Regions from separate parts of the Mus musculus genome. Here region 2 is linked to region 1. Evidence: chromatin loops called from intact Hi-C (ENCODE). Cell type or tissue: gastrocnemius. All regions are shown on one strand. Links, peaks and the distances in the headings refer to the core of each region. The heading gives the core; the rest is flanking DNA.

Evidence for each region. Hi-C counts contacts between places; a loop is a spot of excess contacts. Peaks named below come from ENCODE experiments on the same cell type or tissue, not always from the same donor. Only the 100,000 strongest peaks of a DNase experiment are listed, where the experiment ranks them.
Region 2: a loop joins it to region 1, with 6 times the contacts of the local background. A loop is called at or near these places in 8 of 42 quality-filtered maps.

Annotation. Positions count from the first base shown.
Region 1 is chr2:155,689,810-155,695,181 of GRCm38, reverse strand. Trpc4ap (transient receptor potential cation channel, subfamily C, member 4 associated protein) reads left to right here and starts at 2,798. Exons shown (of 19, transcript NM_001163452.1): 1 at 2,798-3,043. The coding sequence starts at 2,876. In gastrocnemius, for the core only: a CTCF peak has its summit at 2,787; a DNase peak (open chromatin) is centred at 2,812; H3K4me3 peaks cover 2,235 bases; H3K27ac peaks cover 1,445 bases.
Region 2 is chr2:155,808,975-155,814,346 of GRCm38, reverse strand. It overlaps Mmp24 (matrix metallopeptidase 24), which reads right to left. Exons shown (of 9, transcript NM_010808.4): 6 at 3,861-4,075; 7 at 1,992-2,130; 8 at 185-451. Among named protein-coding and RNA genes, the nearest start is that of BC029722, 7.6 kb to the left of the region's middle. In gastrocnemius, for the core only: a CTCF peak has its summit at 2,431 (motif pointing right); DNase peaks (open chromatin) are centred at 2,136, 2,438 and 4,001.

The sequences.
Region 1 (5,372 bases), core at 122-5,121:
TGCTTGTTCATGCTGTCTCGCTTAGAATGTTGAGGTCAGTTTTATTAATCTTCCTGTCATGGCTCTGGACTTTATGCTTAAGAAGGCATTTCTCCCCCCAAATCGTAAAAGATGGTCTTCATTCACTGCTGCCTTTTAATGCTTTGTACTTCTAACAGCTCTGTGCACATATAACTTATATTTCAAAACCCACTTATTTTGGATTTTTGTGGGTGTGAATCTATGCCGGTGTACTTCTCTGTCCCTAAACCCAGTTTTAAAACTACACTTTGATTTTGTTACATTTATATTTCTAAGATGAATTTTAGATTTAACTGTAAAGTTAAAGACCTATTTCTTTTGTTTTGTTTTGTTTTGGTTTGGTTTTTGCTTTTTGTCCGTTGGAAAAAAAATCTCCTTTATCACAGGATAAACTTCCTGTTTCTGATTCTTCTCCAACAATCACAAACACACAGGGTTTTATTTGGTTCATTCAGATTTCATGATGGGACAATTGCACTGAAAAATGCAGGTTTTTCTGTTTTCTTTGTTTTGTGTTTTGTTTTTTGTTTTTTGTTTTTGTTTTTGAGACAGGATTACAGATTACTCTGTGTAGCCCTGGCTGTCCTGGAACTCACTCTGTAGACCAGGTTGGCCTCGAACTCAGAGATCAGCCTGCCTCTGCCTCCCAAGTGCTGGGATTAAAGGGTGCGCCACCACTGACCGGCTTTTTTTTTTTTTTAATGCAGTTTTATGGCTTTTATTTTATAAAGTTTTTTCCTTTTTTAAAAAATTATTTCTTTTACTTTTGAGAGTATTATGTAATTATGTCATTTTTCTTCCCTTTCCTCCCTCTAAACCCTCCCTCTTCTTGCTCTCTTTCAATAAAAAAATTTAACTTTAAAAATTACATTTAGGGGCTGGTGAGATGGCTCAGTGGGTAAGAGTACCCGACTGCTCTTCCGAAAGTCAGGAGTTCAAATCCCAGCAACCACATGGTGGCTCACAACCATCCGTAACAAGATCTGACTCCCTCTTCTGGAGTGTCTGAAGACAGCTACAGTGTACTTACATATAATCAATAAATAAATCTTTTAAAAAAAATTACATTTAGGGCTGGCGAGATGGCTCAGCAGGTAAGAGCACTGACTGCTCTTCCAGAGGTCCTGAGTTCAAATCCCAGCAAACACATGGTGGCTCACAACCATCCGTAATAAGATCTGACACCCTCTTCTGGTGTGTCTGAAGACAGCTACAGTGTACTTATGTATAATAATAAATAAATCTTTTTTAAAAAATTACATTTAAGCCGAATAGTGGTAGCACGTTCCTTTAATCCCAGAACTTGGGAGGCAGAGGCAGGCAGATTTCTGAGTTCGAGGCCAGCCTGGTCTACAGAGTGAGTTCTAGGACAGCCAGGGCTACACAGAGAAACCCTGTCTTGAAAAACAAAAACAAAAAAACCCCAAAACAACAAAAAAAATTACATTTAAAGTGTGTGTGTGTGAGAGAGAGAGAGAGGGAGAGGGAGAGGGAGAGGGAGAGGGAGAGGGAGAGGGAGAGGGAGAGGGAGAGGGAGAGGGAGAGGGAGAGGGAGAGGGAGAGAGAGATTGATTAGAGGGCAGTTTGGAGGAATTATTTTCTCCTTTCACCAACATGGGTTCATTGGACCCAACAACTTAGGTCGTCAGTTTTGGCAGCCAGTGCTTCTACCCACTGACTCATCTCTCCTTATCCTATTTTCTTTGTCTTAAACCAGGTCACCAGGCAGTGATCTGCTGGAGCGAGTGGGAGCCACACCTTGCAAGTAGCATGCAGATGTCAGTCACAGTCTAGTTTGCCTTGGCAGCGATCTCAAATGCCTGCTGTTGTTCCACTGCAAGTTACTTATTACATCATTTCACTTTTTAAGGACTTTTGGTTTGGGCAACAAATTATAGCCACCTTAGTTACAAGTAGCAAACTTCATGGCATCCTAATTTGGCACACTCAACTTATTTTTGTTACAAGATAGCCTCCTAGAAGAGAAAGTGGGGAGAGTCAGCACCACCCTGCTTCCGAGGTTTGTCGGAGCCAGTGAATTCAGTTCTACTTGCGGGGAAAATGAGGGCAATATTCTATTTGATAGGGGATACAGTTTGCCAAATAAATAACTACATTTGTTTGTGTGGATTAGCTGTGGTCCCCTGAAACCCTCGTCCCCTAACAGGGCCCTCTGCTGTTCTGCTTATCACCTCGCCCTCCACCTCACCTATATATTCAGTATGAGGAGTACAGCTGGTGCCTTTAGGAACTATTTTTTGACATCTATCTGTAAATGAAATATTTTTCGCCATTTTCTTCGAATAAGCAATAGCATTGATGGTCCTTTACGTCTCATTTACATAAAGCACATATTTGTTAATTGTAATAAAAATATTAGTTGACTAGTCTGGCTCCCAGGACCTAAATATTGAATGGACTGAGGGCTAGGGGTAATGTGTAGTGACTTGGCTAAAGTCAATTGTAAAAGGAAGGGGACACGTGTCAAGTGTCAACTCTGGCCTAGGGCCTAGAATTTTTCCCTGGACACTGGGCTTGCATCATTTCCAGCTAGCGAAAATTTTGAGAGCTTGTGCACATAGTGACTGGTTTTCCACTTGGAGCAACCTCGAAGAAATGCTGGAGGTATCCCACTCAGCAAACTGGAGGGCCAGGAAGAGCCACATCTCAGCTACCTGCTCCCCCTCGGTAAAGACTACAGTTCCCATAAGGCGTCGGGGCACGCACAGTCCCTGCCACGCGGCTTGCACCTCCGCGTCAGTCCACTAGGGGCGATGTAGAGAGTCCTCCGCCGCCCCGTAGAAATCGACACGGCTCCGGGACCGCTTGCTTCCTGTTTGTCGGACGAGGAGACATGGCGGCAGCGCCCGCAGCGGCTGGAGCTGGGGCCAGCCGGGGGAGGCGGTTGGCAGCTACCGCGGCGGCGTGGGGCGGCTGGGGAGGTCGACCGCGGCCGGGTAACATCCTGCTGCAGCTGCGGCAGGGCCAGCTCACCGGCCGAGGCCTGGTCCGGGCGGTGCAGGTACGAGGCCGGCCCGGAGGGGCGGGGCGGGGCGGGCCAGGCTGGAGCTGGCCAGGGGCCGGGGAAGAGGCCTTTCCAGGCCGCTGCGGACCGTCCAGATCCCCCTTGGCTGGCCGCGGCGCTGTCCTGTGTGCGGTCCGGACGCTGTCAGCCGCGTTGGGACGGAGGGCAGTGGCCAGCTTGGAGGCCTGCGGGTCTGGGCCGAGTGGAGTCGAGCTGCCTGGGGTATTGATGGCGCGTCTAAGCCCTGGGCCGAGTTTCTAGATCCTCATTTCCCTGCGCCACGTCTGCGTGTCTGGAGGACCTTGGCGAGTTGGCTTCATCTTCTACTGGTCTCGTGTTTGCCCCTTGTGAGCAGGACGGGGTCCTCTTCACTGCAGCGCCCCCCCGCCCCCAAACGGTTCCCAAGCTTATGATAAATGTCATCTTCCCAGAGGCCTCAACGTTCCTCCTCCTTTTCTAAAGTAGGCCCCCCGGTTGTTATTCTATCAGATCACCCAATTCGTTTTCTGATGCTCTATTTTCTTTGCCTGTAATTGCATATTTCTTTGTTGTCTGCCCTTTCACGCCTGTATCTCACATTAGGCTGAGCTCCAACGGGTGCAGAAGACTCTTTTACTAGCGTAGGGATACATGCTTTGGGGGAAGAACTTTAGTTCAAAGCCCTATTCTCTTTCTCCCTCGGGCAAGTTACCTTTCAGGGCCGTTGTTTACTCATTTAATTCACCCTTTAAGGCTATTGTCAAATTCAGAGGAGATAGATGTGTCAAGTGTTAGTGTATTTCAGGTGCATATAAGGGCTGAAGGGTAATCAGTTATTGTTCTGTTTAGTGTCTAGCTTATTAAGTGTAATGATTGATGTCCTATACATGTGGTGGTGTAGGGTGTGTGTCTGTGTGTTGCGGGGGAGGGGGGTGTATAGGGCACAACCTTAGAATAAATAGATGAGGATAGGTGACTCCTCTCACTTTTTCTTCTTTCTCCCAGGTGATCCCAGAACTTACTTTGAAAACATTAGCTTAATTTCAAGATAGCTTTGTATATAGTTTTGAGGACTACATAAGGAACCAAACAGTGTTGATGGGAGAGGGACGGGCAGGAATTAGGTGAGTGGATGAGAGAATGGGTGTGAGATTTTTCTATACACCGCTACATATTTAAAGTTAATTTTGATCCATTTGAATATTACTGAAAGAACTGAACAGATCAAGGTGAAATGGTCGCAGGTGAAGGGGCGGCTGAATTTCCCTATAGAAACTGTAGATGAGCAGTCTTTTCTTCATTGCATTCCTCTGCATTTGCCTTAAGAAGAGGTGAGAAATACTTGCTCTGTCCTTGAAGCCAGAATACCTCACTGAGCGAGTGTGTCAGGACAGGCAGAGAGAGGAATGGCTAACCTTTAATGATCACATAGTTTTGGATCAGTCAATGTGCATGCAGGCTGTTGACTTTTTTTGAAAGTGAGTTTACTTTTGAGACAGGCTCTCCCTGTGTAGATTTGACTGGCCTTGAAACTCATATAGATGAGGCTGGCCTTGAACTTGTGGACGTCCTCCTACCACTGCCCTCTTAGTGCTGGGACTACAGGTGCCTTCTACCAAACCCAGAAATCTTCAATAGCTTGAGCCATATGTTGAATTCATCTCTCTCTCTCTCTTTCTCTCTTGCTCTCTTTTGGTTTTTTGAGGCAGGATTTTTCTCTGTAGACCAGGCTGGTCTCGAACTCATAAATCCACGTGCCTCTGCTTCCCAAGTGCTGGGATCAAAGGTGTGCGCTACCACTGCGCGGCCTTGAGTTCCAACTTTTAACACAGATAAGGAAACGGAGGTTTAGAAAGGTTGGGCGGTATGATTCCTAACATCCCTCCAGGTGATCACGAAGAACAGTGAACCCGAGACGTTCTTTAACACGCTGAAGGAGGCAATTTAGGAGAAGAATTTGCTTTCAAAGCTGAAATGTAGGAATGCTAGGGAACTAGATTAAAAGGTTACTAAAATATTCTTGGAGCCTGTTTTGGCTGCTCATTGTGGTTACCATTATTATTACTCTGTCAATCCCCAAAGTTTGTTTTGATTGCTTACCTTCTTAGCCTATTATTATAAATAATAATGATAATAATAATAAATAATAATTGCATATTTCTTTGGTAGTTTTATAAAGGTGTGGGAGCTATTTCAGATGTTGGATTAGAGCGCCCGTCTCCCAAATAGTAGTGATAATGATGCAGGGACCTTCACATCTTATAGTTAGTTCCCTTTCTTAGTAGAGTTCTTCAGGGTTTTTCCTTGCTCTGCACTCCCTCTCCCGATATGCAGAATAAATTACTTG
Region 2 (5,372 bases), core at 169-5,168, 120 kb before region 1:
CCTTTGAACCACCTCCTATCCATCACTGCAAGTTAATTTACTATGTGAACATGGTCCATTTGGGGCCATTTGTCGGCTATCAAATTACATCACTCCAATTGGGATACTCCAGAGAAGATGCCTGGCCCTTGAGAACCACATAAGATTAACTCCCCATTCCCACCTCAGCTTGGCCCTTACATACATCCTTCCTTGCTGATGAAGGCCCCTTGCGGAGCCTGCGGGATGCCCTTCCACACGGTGATGGGCTTGGGGTAGCCAGGGTCTGTGGCTCGCCGCTCCTCGCTGTAGCGCCAGTATCGTTCGCCTTTGAAGAAGTAGGTTTTGCCCACAGGTTCCCAGCGCAGAGCTGTGTCAATTCCTTCACGGGGCAGGCAGCTTCCCAGCTCCCCCAAGCTGTGGGGGTACCCAGGTTCCACCGTCACTTCTTTGAAAACCCAGTACTTGTCTCCTGCAGAGAAGAGAACACAGAATCAGCCTCCGTGAGCCGCTCAGGGCTGGCACAGTGCTCCCACTTGCCCATCTTCATTCATGAAGCCGGAATGTGAGTTTTAGCCCCTGGCCCAGCAGACCTGTGGAGCAAAAGCCAATCGTAGCTTTTGGGCAATGTGCACCATACTACATAGGTTCTCTGTCCCACCATCTTGGTTTTGATGTCACTTTTGTTTTTTGTTTGTTTGTTTGTTTGTTTTTCGAGACAAGGTTTCTCTGTGTAGCCCTGGCTATCCTGGAACTCACTTTGTAGACCAGGTTGGCCTTGAACTCAGAAATCCGCCTGCCTCTGCCTCCCAAGTGCTGGGATTAAAGGCGTGCGCCACCACTGCCCGGCTTGATGTCCCTTTTGAGACAACATCTTTTTTTTTTTTTTAATCCCTGGCTAGCTTGGAATTCATTATGGAGAGCAGATTTGTCTCAGCCATTCTGCGATCCTCCCACCTCTGCCTTCCAAGGGCTGGGATTACAGGTGTAGCTTGTCTTGACCCTCTTTTGTTTTTTGGTGATCTTAGCCACTCCTATGACATCGCATGCTACTGCTCCCCACAGCTGGGGTCAGGTGGAGCAGTCCCAGTGGAAGCCCCTGTAGGTGAGCAGTCTCAGGATGGAGGAAGCTGCAGTTACTTAGGGTTTTTGGTTTGTTTGTTTGTTTTTGTTTTTTTTGAGACAGGGTCTCTCTGTGTAGCCCTGGCTGTCCTGGAACTCACTCTGTAGACCAGGCTGGCCTCAAACTCAGAAATCCGCCTGCCTCTGCCTCCCAAGTGCTGGGATTAAAGGCGTGCACCACCACTGCCCAGCGAGTTACTTAGTTTTTTTGTACACACTGGTCAACTGTTCATAAACATTCACACCTGGACCACAACAAGGCTCTGCCAATTCAAAGCCTGACCCATAGGCAGAAAGTCACCAATTTCCCATGCATCCAAGTTCCTCTGTCCTTGACGTGGCTGGCTCATGTCAACACTGCACAGCACTCGGGACTTAATGCACTCTCCACACATCAACTCACGGCTGTCTCAGATCCTCACACTCCTTCATCTGCTATACCCTCTCCTAACTCTGATGGTACAGCCCCACCCCCTTATATCCTGTGCCTTCCCAAGATCCCCGGCTGCTCAACATTAGGTTAAGTCAAGGTTACCAATATGAAACAACTCAGAACAGAGCTAGCCCAGGCTAGGCATGTTAGCTTGCTTCCCCCTCTTTCCCCTTTCCTCTATCCTGTTGGTGTGCTTGCGCTCTTACAGAACTGAGAGAATGACCTCTAGTGAAGTATGGGTGGCCTTCCTTGTCTTGCCCTGGACTTTGTATGGATGGAATTTTTCACCCCATCAACTTTGGCCCTTTCTTGACTTCCCAGAGTTTCCTTTCTGCAGAAACCTGACCCTTCAGAAGTCATTGTCAGCCCATGCAGGGCATCTGTTTCCCACACCACCTCTTCTGGTTTCGATAGGAAAAAGGAAGCCTCAAAAGGGACGTGGAAACGCCCACGTTACCTTTGAAGAAGACGAATCTCCCGTCAGCTCTTTCATAGGCTGCGTCTATGCGGGCGGGCAGGCCCTTCCAGAACTGTTCGATCTGCATGGGGTAGCCTTCCTGCACCCGGTTATTGCGCAGGCGCCAGAACCAGCGATCCTGGGAGGCGGGAGGAATGGGGGAAGTGAAGAGGAGAGAGGCAGGTGGCAGGTTTTTACCTCTGAATTCAGTGATCTCAGCCCCAGGGCCCAGGCCCAACAACCCAACCCCAACCCTGGGGCTCAGACTCACAACCTCCCATAGAGTCTGTCCATCTGTTTCTTCCAACTCTTTAAAGAAGACAGGATGTAACTAACTCTACATCAGCCTCCTGCTGTCCAAGACTATGAGACAAGAGGCAGATGGGTGTGGGAGAGGTGTGGAAAGACTTGAAAGGAGACTGCCATGGCCAGGAGTGACCACGGGAGGGCAGCAGAGAGTTACCAATATCAGTTGGGCTTGGCCCCGGTCTGGTGGGAATCCCAGCATGGTAAAAAAGATGGTAAAACCCACACATGGCCTGTGAACACTTTGTTGAGAGGATCAAAGAGGTACGAGAGCTGCAGTAGGAACATGACTCAGAAGATAGTACAAACCTAGAGTTTTATTAAAAATTCATTTATGTGTATGGGTTTGTGTCTGAGTGTATGAATGAATGTACAAGGCATGTGTGCATGAGCCTGCAGACATCAGAAGAGGGCACTGGGTTCTTTGGAGCTGGCTAGAAGCACTTGTGAGCCCCCATGTGTGTACTGGGAACTGAACCCAGGTCCTCTGCAAGAGCAATAAGCACTCTTAACCCTGAAGGTGGCCATTTTAAAGTGTTTTTACAAATCACTTTCTGGTCCAGTTTTTAAAATACTTTATTCTGACCTGCAAAACTCTGTCAAGTCAGTCTGACATATACAGAGTCTTAAGGAAGGCCAAGGGGCATGCCTAGAGCCAGTCGCTTAGTGAGAGGCAGAAAGGGGCTAGCCTATGTGGCCTGATTCTTAGTGATTGAAGTTTGCTGGGGAGACCTTACGAAGGAAAATGGGGTGGCTCTTCTCTTCCACCCAGTGCCATGGAGACCTGTTTTGCAGCTCCCATTTGATGAAGGGTACTTCCTAGTGTCTGGGGTGTACCAGCAGGCAGCCTCCAGCTCTTCTGTGATGGTGTAGTCCCCCTTTTGCACCCAGCATGGAATGGCTCTGATGGGCCGGCCATTCTAGCTTCAGCATTTCCATTAAGGGGCTGAGTTAGCACCAGGTCTGTGTCTCCTCTGCTTTCCCCCTTGTCTTGACTGGCTTCTCCATCCTTCTGGCCACAGCTGTTGATTCTAAAGCTGTCTCCTTAACCAGAACCCCTCATCCCAACTCTATCTCAGCGTGTTTCCCCAAGGATCTAGCCAGCCCATGGATCACATGACAGGCACAGGACAGGGAACATGATACGGCCTGGCCAGTACCAGCCACTCATGCCCTGGCAGGAGCTGTAGACCCTGCCACCGTGACCAGCCTCCACTCTGCATCTTCTTAGCCTCTAATCTTCACACATCCTGTGCCAGAAGAATGACCCCCCCAAGTGAATAGCTGAGGTCTGAAGAAGAGGGTGACTTGTCCAAAGTCACAGACCCCCATCTCCGGCATTTTCCTGAGCACTGGCTTCTTGGAAGCTGTCAGTTCTCCAGTCTCTCCTTGTCACCTTGTAGAACCAAATTGATTAACCTATCAGCACCAGAAAGAGACTCTGGGTCCCGGCCCCCAGATCAGTTCCTATCCAGGCCCCACAGTACCCCGACTTGGAGCCGGAGCCTGCCCAGCTCTGCGGCGGGGAAAGGGACAGTGGGTAGAGCTGATCGCTCTCCGTACCTTGAACACAAACATCTCCCCTCGGAAGAGGGCCACTGTGTTGAAGTTGCCATCGCAGATGTTGGGTTTGGCACCTGGAGTGGATGGCCGGTCCCCAAGAGGCGGCCGTGGGGGCCTTGGGTGCCGCTCGTGCTTCCTCTCAGATGGCGAGTGGATCCTGCGGACCGGGAGTGTAGGGAGGGGCCTTGTGGGCTCCAGAGGCTCAGCTGGGGGTCCTGGAGAGAGGGGCTGGATCTTAGGGAGGGCCCAGCGTTTCCCTTCTGTCATCTATCATTGCCCCAACACTGCATAGGCAGTTCCGGGTCAGGTCTGTCCCTCTGACTTCCTGTACCTTCTCCCTGACTTCACGCCCCCGTCTCTGAGAACACAAATGGAAACAGCTCTGGATGGATGGGGACCTCCACTCTCCGACCCCAGGTCTGGCATCTTCCTTTTTAAGAAGCTGCCTTTGGGCCAGTGTCCTGCCTTCAGGCCAATGTCCCACACCCTCCTTTGCTGCTCCCCTCCACACAGGCTGGACTCTTAATTTCTAACCACTTCCACTCTTCAGCCAACTTCAAAAGAGCTTCATCTCCATTTTCCACCCGAACCACTTGCCAAGATCACCAATGACCTCTGGATTTTGGAATCCAATAGTTATCAGCTCAAACTCTGTTGATGTAATGACTCATCTCGGGAATCTTGGTAACGCAGGTTGTGACTCAGAGAGCCTGGGGTGTAGCCAGACAGCATGTCTTCAAGGTCTCAGGTGAAGCCCATGTCACCGATCTGAGGCCTGCAAGACCAGGCTGCCTTCAAGCTCAGAGTTTCTGGAAACATCTGCCTTGAACCATGTTCCTTCTTTTCCAGGGTCCTGCAAGGTTTGTCTGTCCTTGGGGGCTTCTCTATTAACCTCTATTGTTAGGGGTGTCCACCCTATTCCAAAGACTTTGTACCCTTGGGGTCTCTTTTCTTCCTTCCCTCTGCAATGCCTCTCAACTTGGGCCACTCACGGGAATCACCCAGGAGACTTTTACACCTCTAGATCTTCAGGAAGCTTCTGAGAGGGACTCACTCAAATCTTTGCGGTGAGGGCTTGGGGTCAGGAGTTTTTATAAGACTCCCAAGATGACTCTTAAGGACAGCCCAGCTGAGAGTCACTGCTCTAACGGGCCCATCCCGGTTCCTGGCTTTAGAGACCCCGAGAGCTGTCCTCTGACATTCTGTGGTGATAAAATGCTCTGTGTGTGTATTGTCAATATTGTTGCCTCTGGCCATACGCACATATGGCTATTGAGCATTTAAAGTGAGTGACTAGTTCTTAGTGGCCAAAGAGCTGAAACTTCAGTGTAAATATTATAAATTTAAATTAATTTTTTCTTTCTTTCTTTCTTTCTTTCTTTCTTTCTTTCTTTCTTTCTTTCTTTCTTTCTTTCTTTCTTTCCTTCCTTCCTTCCTTCTCTCTCCTTCCTTCCTCTCTCTCTTTTTCTCTCCCTTCCTTCCCTCCCTCCCTCTTTTCTTTCTTTCTTTCTT